Linked DNA regions of Homo sapiens: region 2 is linked to region 1. The links are chromatin contacts, found by Hi-C or POLR2A ChIA-PET in ENCODE. All regions are on one chromosome and are shown on one strand. The core of a region is the stretch at or near the end of the contact, and the rest is flanking DNA. Distances in the headings are between cores, read along the strand shown. Region 1 holds the start of GLS2 (glutaminase 2). Region 2 holds the start of NACA (nascent polypeptide associated complex subunit alpha).

Region 1 (4,666 bases), core at 2,167-4,666:
AATAAAAAAATGAACTAATCTTTTACTTGGACCAATTAACATCCTAGCTACAGTCTAAAGAGTAGAACAGGCCAGGTGCGGTGGCTCACACCTGCAATCCTAGCACTTTGAGAGGCTGAGGCGGGCAAATCAAGGGGTCAGGAGTTCGAGACCAGCCTGGCCAACATAGTGAAACTCCGTCACTACTAAAAATACGAAAATTAGCCGAGCATATTGGCGGGTGCCTGTAATCCCAGCTATTCGGAAGGCTGAGGCAGGAGAATTGCTTGAACCCGGGAGGCGGATGTTGCAGTGAGCCAAGATCACACCATTGCACTCCAGCATGGACGACAGAGCGAGACTCCATCACACACACACACACACACACACACACACACACACACAAAATAGAGTAGAACAAATGAGTCTCTAAATCATAAGAAATAAACAAACTCCAAACATCAATTTCCTATCACAGAGGATTAGCTTTTCCTTCTTTCTTTCTTTTCTTTTTTTTTTTTTGTTTGAGACGGAGTTTTGCTCTTGTTGCCCGGGCTGGAGTGCAATGGCGTGATCTCAGCTCACCGCAACCTCCGCCTCCCAGATTCAAGCAATTCTCCTGCCTCAGCCTCCTGAGCAGCTGGGATTACAGGCATGAGCCACCGCGCCCGGCCCGGATTTAGCTTTTATTAAGGATTCAAAATCATTAAGTCTAATCCTCTCTCACATACCACAAAACTCTGGCACAGCCATGGACTAACCTAAAAGCCCACTGTTAGAGACACAAAGAACTTTCTTTCAGTTATGAAAATCTTCATTTCTAGCTGCCCTTGTCATAGTTGGCTAATAGTTTTGCACAAATTAAACTAGATGATGAGTATTTTTCAAATTAGAAACAAAAAGAGGACCTGACCCTGCCAAGCTTTAACCACCTGGGACAACAAACTTGTTCTTCTCCAGCATCTTATACTTTACACAGTACCATTGGCCTCCCAAGTCACCAGTTCATGCTCCATCCTCATGCAAAGACAGCAATATTGTATTGGAGACAGTTAGTCCAAAGGTCCAAGTGCAGCTGGAGCTAGTTCTCTAAGCAAAGAACCTCTGCTTCCATGCATAGATCTTCTTCACTACCCAACCAGTTCCTATTAGTGGAAGAGTGCTGGGAGAAAGAGAGTAAGGAACTCATTAGAGTATAAAGCTAATTCAAAGAGGCAGAAATAGGAAAAAAAGGAAGCAAATTACTTCTGGGTAATGTTTAGAAATTCCCTAACAGATGGTATTTTTCTCTTGAATAGATCAAAACGTTTCAGATAAATCATATTTCTATGAAACAAGGATAAGATTCGTCTGTTACGTATGAAAAAAACTAATGCAGGATTGAGTTTACGTTAAGTATTGAGACCCAGAACTCTGCCTCTTGGGCAAAGCCAAGCATAAAGCAGCAAGCCCTCCCAGAATTAGACGGCTTTCCACGGACAGGAGAACAGATACAGCAGACACAGAATGACTACAGAAGGCGAAAACAAGCAAAAACAAATGTCACTCCATCTGGTTTTAAGCCAAATAAGCCCTCCAACCCTAACCAAGGCAAAGGAGAACTGCCTTTCCACAGAACACACCTGACTGGTTTCAGTACTTGTTTTCCCACGAGTACCCTTGAAACTCATTTTAATCCAAAAATGAAAACTATGGGACAAGCACGGTGGCTCATGCCTGTAATCCCAGCACTTGTGGGAGGCTGAGGCGGGCGGATCATCTGAGGTCAGGAGTTTGAGACCAGCCTGACCGATATGGCGAAACCACATCTTTACTAAATACAAAAAATTAGCTGGGCGAGGTAGCAGGCGCCTGTAATCCCAGCTACTAGGGAGGCTGAGGCAGGAGAATCGCATGAACCCAGGAGGCGGAGGTTGCAGTGAGTCGAGATTGCGCCATTGCACTCCAGCTAGGGCAACAAGAGCAAAACTTCGTCTCAAAAACAAACAAACAAAAACTAGTATTTTGTGATACAGCCAGAACTATCACAAGGAAAAGACTCCCAGTACTGTATCATAATACTTCCACATAAAATACCTCCTTTAGGGATGGGGTCATTTCTCCCGGGATAATTCAATTCAATGCTTAATTTTTGAGAAGGGCTGCATGAAGGAGAGACTTGTAGTTAAAAAAAAAAAACGGGTCTAATTTCTGGTTCTGGTACTTACTAGCTGGGTTACCTTATGCGAGAATTCTTAATTTCCTAGTCTTAGTTTCCTCACCTTCAAATTGAGACTAATAACTACTTTGTAGGTCTCTGGTAAGAGGGAGAGAGAAACTAAGCGGTTGGAACACCATGGGCACTCAATAATAGCTATCATTTACATAATGAGTCCCTACTAAATATGGATGCTGGGTTAGGCGCTGCCGAGATACAAGGTGAAAGTTCTAGCTGCAAATGGCAAAAGTCCTGAATGTTCTTGGATTTCAAAATGCTTTTTGTATATCGCCTCTTTTCTGCCCGTGAGGAGGACAAGGGCAAACAATTAAAATAGGAAAAATGTGGGGAGCACTTCATGGTTTATAAAACGTTTTTCTGCGTGCCAACTTATTTTAATGTCTTAACTTTCCAGATTTGAAAACAAGTCCTACACCAAATAAATGGTAGAGGGACACAAACTGGAACCCAGGCTTCCTAACCGCCAGAGCGACCTTCCCGCCGCCCAATGCCTCCCTGAGGTGCTGGTCGGCTGCTTCTGCCCGGGGTACCCAGCAGTCATCCTACTCTCCACTCAGCACCACCGCACGTCGGCCGCGCGCCACGCTACCCGCCGGGTTACTGGGCGCTGGTTTGGCCTTCGGAGGTCGAGGCTCTCTGAGTGACCTCCTGAACTGGGCTCACTCTTACTTAGCCTCCTCTCTCGAGGCAGCACCCTCCTCTCTACACGACAACTCCATCATTCGCAGCCCCACGGTGTTCCCGGGGAGCGCCTCCCGCCCCCACCGGCTTCGCCTCAGCTTGTCCTCGCCTTTCCCGCCCTCAGCATCCGCGGATACCCGCGCTCGCCGGGCCCACGCGGAAGCATCCGCAGACTGTCGCAAGGTCCCACCGTCTTGCTCTCATTGGGCAACCTTACCCTTTCCCCGCCTCAATGTTTTTGCTTCCTCAGTGATTGGACCTGGGCATTGTCCATTCCAGCTCCCAGGCACCGCCCTCTCTCCACCCACTAGAAAGCCACCCGGGTTCTCCTTCATCCCCAACGCTCCTCACCTAGCCCCTGTCCTGAGGGTGCCCCTAACCCTGGAGCCAGCTTTAAAGGGGCAGGCCCCTTCTCCTGCCCCAGCCCCAGCCCCACCCACCGGGCCCACATTCTCCGTCTTCCAGGTCCAGCGCTCCCTCACAGAACTCCCCCGCACCTTGTCTCGCTCGCTCCGCCCCTCCTTCCCAGCCACAGCTAGAGGTCCCGGGCGCACCTGCAGAGCCGGAGGCTTGCTGGGGCATGCGCTCCATGAAGGCTCTGCAGAAGGCCCTGAGCCGGGCTGGCAGTCACTGCGGGCGAGGAGGCTGGGGTCACCCGAGCCGGAGCCCCCTCCTTGGCGGGGGCGTCCGGCACCACCTCAGTGAGGCCGCGGCGCAGGGCAGAGAGACGCCACACAGCCACCAGCCGCAGCACCAGGATCAGTAAGGCTCCTGGGACAGGGCAGGGGACGGGCTTGCCCCCACTCCCACTGTGGTTCTCGCTAGTTCCCGAGTGCCCTTCCAAGGCAGCGCCGCTCATCTCCCCTCTCCTCGCTCACTAGCCCTCGGTGCCTTTTCCTTTGGATGTGGGGCTTTGGGTGCGCCGCGCTCGGGCGGTAATCTGCCGTCTGCCTAGGAGTGCGTTCGGGCAAGCGGGTCCTGGGGATGGCGCCTGTCCAAGGTGCGCACTTAACCCGGATCACAGATGCGCGCCGAGTGTTGCTTGGCTCACGTGTCTGAGTGCAGGGCCGGGCTCACGCCGCCAGTCCTCACCTTCCCTAGTCCTCGTGTGTATTTTAGGAGATGCGTGGATGTGGAACAGCCTCCTGCCTCCGGTCCAGGTGTACTGGGGTCTGTGTGTTGTGTTTCTGCGTGTTCTCGGCAGGTAATGTGTGATGCGCGTGTATTATTGGTGCGCAGGTACGTCCATAAGTGTTGGGTGTGTGCGTAGCAGTGCTCCCTGAACAGCAGAATGGGGGGGAATTTCCAAACTGGTTGTTGAATGGGGAGAATATTTGTAATGGAGGAAAGGTCTTTAAGACGCAGATTTCCCAAACCAGAGCCAGTCAGAGCCTTTATTTGTGCTGCCCAGGCTCCAGAATCTAAAACGTTCTCTTCCTTTGGGTGTTTCTTCCACCCAGGATGCCAAACCTTTATCTTCCCCACCGCCTAGGACACACTTGGTGGCTGAGCCTTTTTCTCTGAGACCCAGACGGTGCTGAGCAGGAAATCTTGTCCTCCCCAGAGGGCCAGCATAGACACTGTCCAAAGAGCCCCTGCTCTACTGTAGCAGGAACAGGAAATGGGCCATCTCCCTCGTCGCTGCCATCTCCCTGATGACACTCAGAAACATGGACACCATCAGTAAAGTAGCCAGACTGACACAACACTACCTCACCACTACTCGAGTCTCTGACACAACACTACCTCACCACTACTCGAGTCTCTGTCGTAAGGGACACCAATAGG
Region 2 (4,129 bases), core at 1,616-4,115, 240 kb before region 1:
GTGAATATGTACTTTTGTCTAAGGAAATTGGCTATTTCTGGTCCTTCTGAAGGTAAATGGACTAAAGGACTGCATTGAAAATCTTCCAGATCATGTATTTATTAGGTAGAAATTGATTATGTCTACAATTTAATAGTAACAAACTTTTTAAGTTTTATGTAAAGATTACATGGGATAATTTTATGAGATAGACTGTTTCTTTTTCCTTCCAATTAGAGTGTGAGTGTGTGTGTGTATATATACACACAGACTAATTTAATCTTCCAAACAATCCTATCAAGCAGCTACTATTTTTCCCATTTTACAGATCAGGAAACTGACATGAATATATATATAGGTTAATTGCCTAAACTGACCTAATAGATTTAGACAAAGGAGTCTTATTTCAGAGTCTGTCTTTAATGACTCCACAATATTGCCTCTCCTATTTGAGGAGGATTTCAGAATTTCCCATTCCTGGTAAACCCCACTATCTCACTTAATTTTAATTCACCAATCCTAATCCTCATTTCACTACGCTAAGGATTTCAGAAATGTTAAAGTAGCTTTCAAAGCATTTTAAATTTTCACTGCTTCCCTTAAAAGGCGGCCACACCAGGTATGGTGGCTCACACCTGTAATCCTAGCACTATGGGAGGCCGAAGCGGGTGGATTGCCTGAGCTCAGGAGTTCGAGACCAGCCTGGGCAACACGGTGAAACAGGAGAAGTTTTGTGGCAGGAGAATTGCCAGAATCCGGGAGGTGGAGGTTGCAGTAAGCTGAGATCGCGCCACTGCACTCCAGCCTGGGTGACAGCGAGACTCCGTCTCAAAAAAAAAAAAAAAAAAAAGGTGGCCACAGTCGTCTTAAAGCTATTAAATCAGGCCAGGCATAGTGGCTCACACCTGTAATCCCAGCACTTTGGGAGGCTGAGGCAGGCGGATAACCTACGGTCAGGAGTCCGGGCGGGGAGGCGGGTACCTATAATCCCAGCTACTCTGGAGGCTGAGACGAGAATCGCTTGAACCCGGGAGGCCGAGGTTGCAGTAAGCCGAGATCGCGCCACTGCACTCCAGCCTGGGCGACAGAGCGAGACTCCGCCTCAAAAAATAAATAAATGTTGACTGGTTTAGCTAATTCAGGTACAGCAAATATTTGTTGAGTTCTTTTGTAGGGCTGTGGGAAGATATGGGAGGCTTTTCATTAACACAACACTGATTTTACATTCTACTTTTCAAAAATACAGTTGTACAAAGCATGGTTTAAGGTGGGGTCCCAGACACCTAGAATAAATAAGCTTAGAATATCCAAGAAGTGCCAGGGGCGGTAGTTCACGCCTGTAATCCCAGCACTTTGGGAGGCCGAGGCAGGCGGATCACCTGAAGTCAGGAGGAGACCAGCCTGGCCAACATGGAGAAAGCCCGTCTCTACTAAAAATACAAAAAATAGACTGGCGTGGTGGCGCATGCCTGTAATCCCAGCTACCCGGGAGGCTGAGGCAGGAGAATCGCTTGACCCGGGAAGGGGAGGTTGCAGTGAGCCGAGATCGTGCCTTTGCACCCCAGCCTGGGCAATAAAAGTGAGACTGTCCCAAAAACAAAACAAACAGGCTGGGCATGGTGGCTCACGCCTGTAATCCCAGTAGTTTGGGAGGCCGAGGCAGGCGGATTACCTGAGGTCAGGAGTTCAAGACCAGCCTGGCCAACATGGTGAAACCCGTCTCTACTAAAAATAAAAAATTAGCCGGGGGTGGTGGCACACACCTGTAATCCCAGCTACTCGGGAGGCTGAGGCGGGACAACTGCTTGAGCCCTGGAGGCGGAGATTGCAGTGAGCCGAGATCGTGCCACTGCACTCTAGCCTGGCCGACAGAGCGACTCAAAAAAAAAAAAAAAAAAATCCAAGAAGTGCCCAAAATAGCAAGCAAAGGAATTGTATATGTGCCTATGTTCTTTTTTTCTGGGAAGGAGAATCTGCAGCTTTATAATTTCAACATCGGCTAAATTGTCGTGAACCTAAAACAATCAAAAGGGCCGGAATCTATTTAAAGAGTTTATTCAAGGGCAGTGTGAGGATGGACCAACCAGAAAACCTCCAAAGAATGGAGTCAGCCTTCAGAAGTAGAGAAGTTACGATTTCATTTATTTAGGGAGACAGAGGAGTTTTTAGCTGGATTACGTTATCCATACAAGGTTGGAACATAATTACAGAATTTGGTTACAAGAAGTGTTTTTTTTGGGGGGGGGGCGGGGGTACAGCTAACATTGTTTTACGAAGAGTTTAACACGCATGAGTTGCTGTCATCTGGTGACATCGTTTGAGTCTCTCTAGTCATTGAACAGAACAAGAAAAATCGAATTAAATTTATAATCTGAACTGAAGTTATATGTGACCCATCACATCTCTCAAGTTTTAAAATGGGTTTTTTTGTTGTTGTTGATGGGGGGGGAGAGGGTCCAGCAGCTTTTAAATGTTTTCACATCGTGTGTTCCAAAAATAACTGGTTAGCCTAAGTCACTTCCACCCTCCAATGTTGTGAATGCAGTCTCTAGCATTCGCTATTTAATGTCTTCTTCCTGCACTATTTGAGAAATCGCGAGGTCGACTTAATACCGCAGTCGCCACTTCGCGGACCGGAGGGCGGAGTCTGCTTAGTTCTGAGGACTGCGTGGGTCCGCGCAGAGAGCTCCTGCTAGGCCTGCGCGTCCCGTTCTAAATTCTTACCCTTTAGTCCTTGTCACCACCCCCGCCGTGGGAACGGCCTGACAGTCACTCGTCAAAGGAAGTGGCTGCCGGCAGCTCTTGACCCGGAATCGGATCCTAGTCCCACCCCCTCCGCTCCAGGCTTCCTTCTGCAACAGGCGTGGGTCACGCTCTCGCTCGGTCTTTCTGCCGCCATCTTGGTTCCGCGTTCCCTGCACAGTAAGTACTTTCTGTGCCGCTACTGTCTATCCGCAGCCATCCGCCTTTCTTTCGGGCTAAGCCGCCCCGGGGACTGAGAGTTAAGGAGAGTTGGAGGCTTTACTGGGCCACAGGGTTCCTACTCGCCCCTGGGCCTCCGGACAAAATGGGGTCTGCGGTTGGTGTCCTGGCAAAAGCAGGGTAGAAGGGCTGCGGGGCGGGCCCAGAATCCGAGCCTGCAGAGATGGGAGCAGTTGCAGTGTTGAGGGCGGAAGAGGAGTGCGTCTTGTTTTGGGAACTGCTTCACAGGATCCAGAAAAGGGTAAGGGGTCACAGCCTTAGAACCTGTAACACCGTTCTCCCTGTGACAAGCAAGTGTTGGACTTAAAACACCGTCTTTCCCCTCCTGGTACCCCAAAGTCGGCAAACGTAGTCCAGGAGGCCCCAGCCCAGCCAGTGTGAGTATTAGGAGTGGAGGGGGTTCACAGTAGCGTCTGAAGTCTCCCATGATCGAGAGCCAGCCCGGGATCCTCTCCCTCGGGTTGAGAATGCAGTGGGAATTGCTGGCCTTGATAGAGGCGTGAGGGTCACATCATATTTACCTCTTATTCCCAGGTGCTTTGGGGAAGGTTGTCACCAAACACCCTCACGATTTTTTTCTAACAGCCCTCCTCGGAGTTTTTAAGAATACTTATCTCCGGGTTGGGCAAGTGAATGTATCCCAATCAATTTAGGCCTCCTTTTTATTCCCTTCCTTCAGAAATGCCCGGCGAAGCCACAGAAACCGTCCCTGCTACAGAGCAGGAGTTGCCGCAGCCCCAGGCTGAGACAGGTAGGTTTCCCTACCCTCCTTGCCATTAATTAAAATTAACCCTAAAGCCATTTGGTGGGCAAAATGACCAAGGGGAAATACACTTTTTAGGAGGATGGGGTTGCAGCTTTACCAAGGAGGATAGACCGTAAAATTACTATCCTGGAGATACTTCTTTAGGGATTTGGAGTAAAAATAATATTTTTAAGATTCGTGGACGTTAAAAGTACCCTAGCTTGCTTTCTATGTTATGCCTGTCGCCTCAAAAGAAGCTCTCCTGTGGAACCCCCACCTCACATAGGAAAACTCAGCAGGGAATGGGCTCAGTGATTCTTACCTATTGGAACTAGATGACACAGGCCAAGGAGCCCGGAGCATTTGTGAAACTCCAGCCAGCAAGTTGCATCAAGGTTTTAGTTAGCAGAGCTTGGCATTGTG

The links. Hi-C counts contacts between places; a loop is a spot of excess contacts on that map. ChIA-PET counts read pairs that join two places held with the same protein, here RNA polymerase II (POLR2A). Pooled maps may share reads with other maps.
Region 2: a pooled map shows a loop between it and region 1 (4-fold over the local background). The contact joins the promoter of NACA here to the promoter of GLS2 in region 1. A Hi-C loop is called at or near these places in 5 of 50 pooled maps. POLR2A ChIA-PET finds 5 or more read pairs at or near these places in 6 of 52 experiments (AG04450, CD4-positive, alpha-beta T cell, OCI-LY7 and 3 more).

The regions. Positions count from the first base shown.
Region 1 is chr12:56,486,911-56,491,576 of GRCh38, reverse strand. It overlaps GLS2 (glutaminase 2), which reads left to right and starts at 3,416. Exons shown (of 18, transcript NM_013267.4): 1 at 3,416-3,640. The coding sequence starts at 3,459. It overlaps LOC124902944 (a long non-coding RNA gene), which reads right to left. Exons shown (of 2, transcript XR_007063331.1): 1 at 4,625-4,666; 2 at 4,245-4,590. RefSeq lists a silencer at 3,070-3,499 and an enhancer at 3,660-3,879.
Region 2 is chr12:56,724,035-56,728,163 of GRCh38, reverse strand. It overlaps NACA (nascent polypeptide associated complex subunit alpha), which reads left to right and starts at 2,865. Exons shown (of 9, transcript NM_001365896.1): 1 at 2,865-2,901; 2 at 3,641-3,712. The coding sequence starts at 3,643. RefSeq lists enhancers at 2,790-2,919, 3,010-3,059, 4,119-4,129.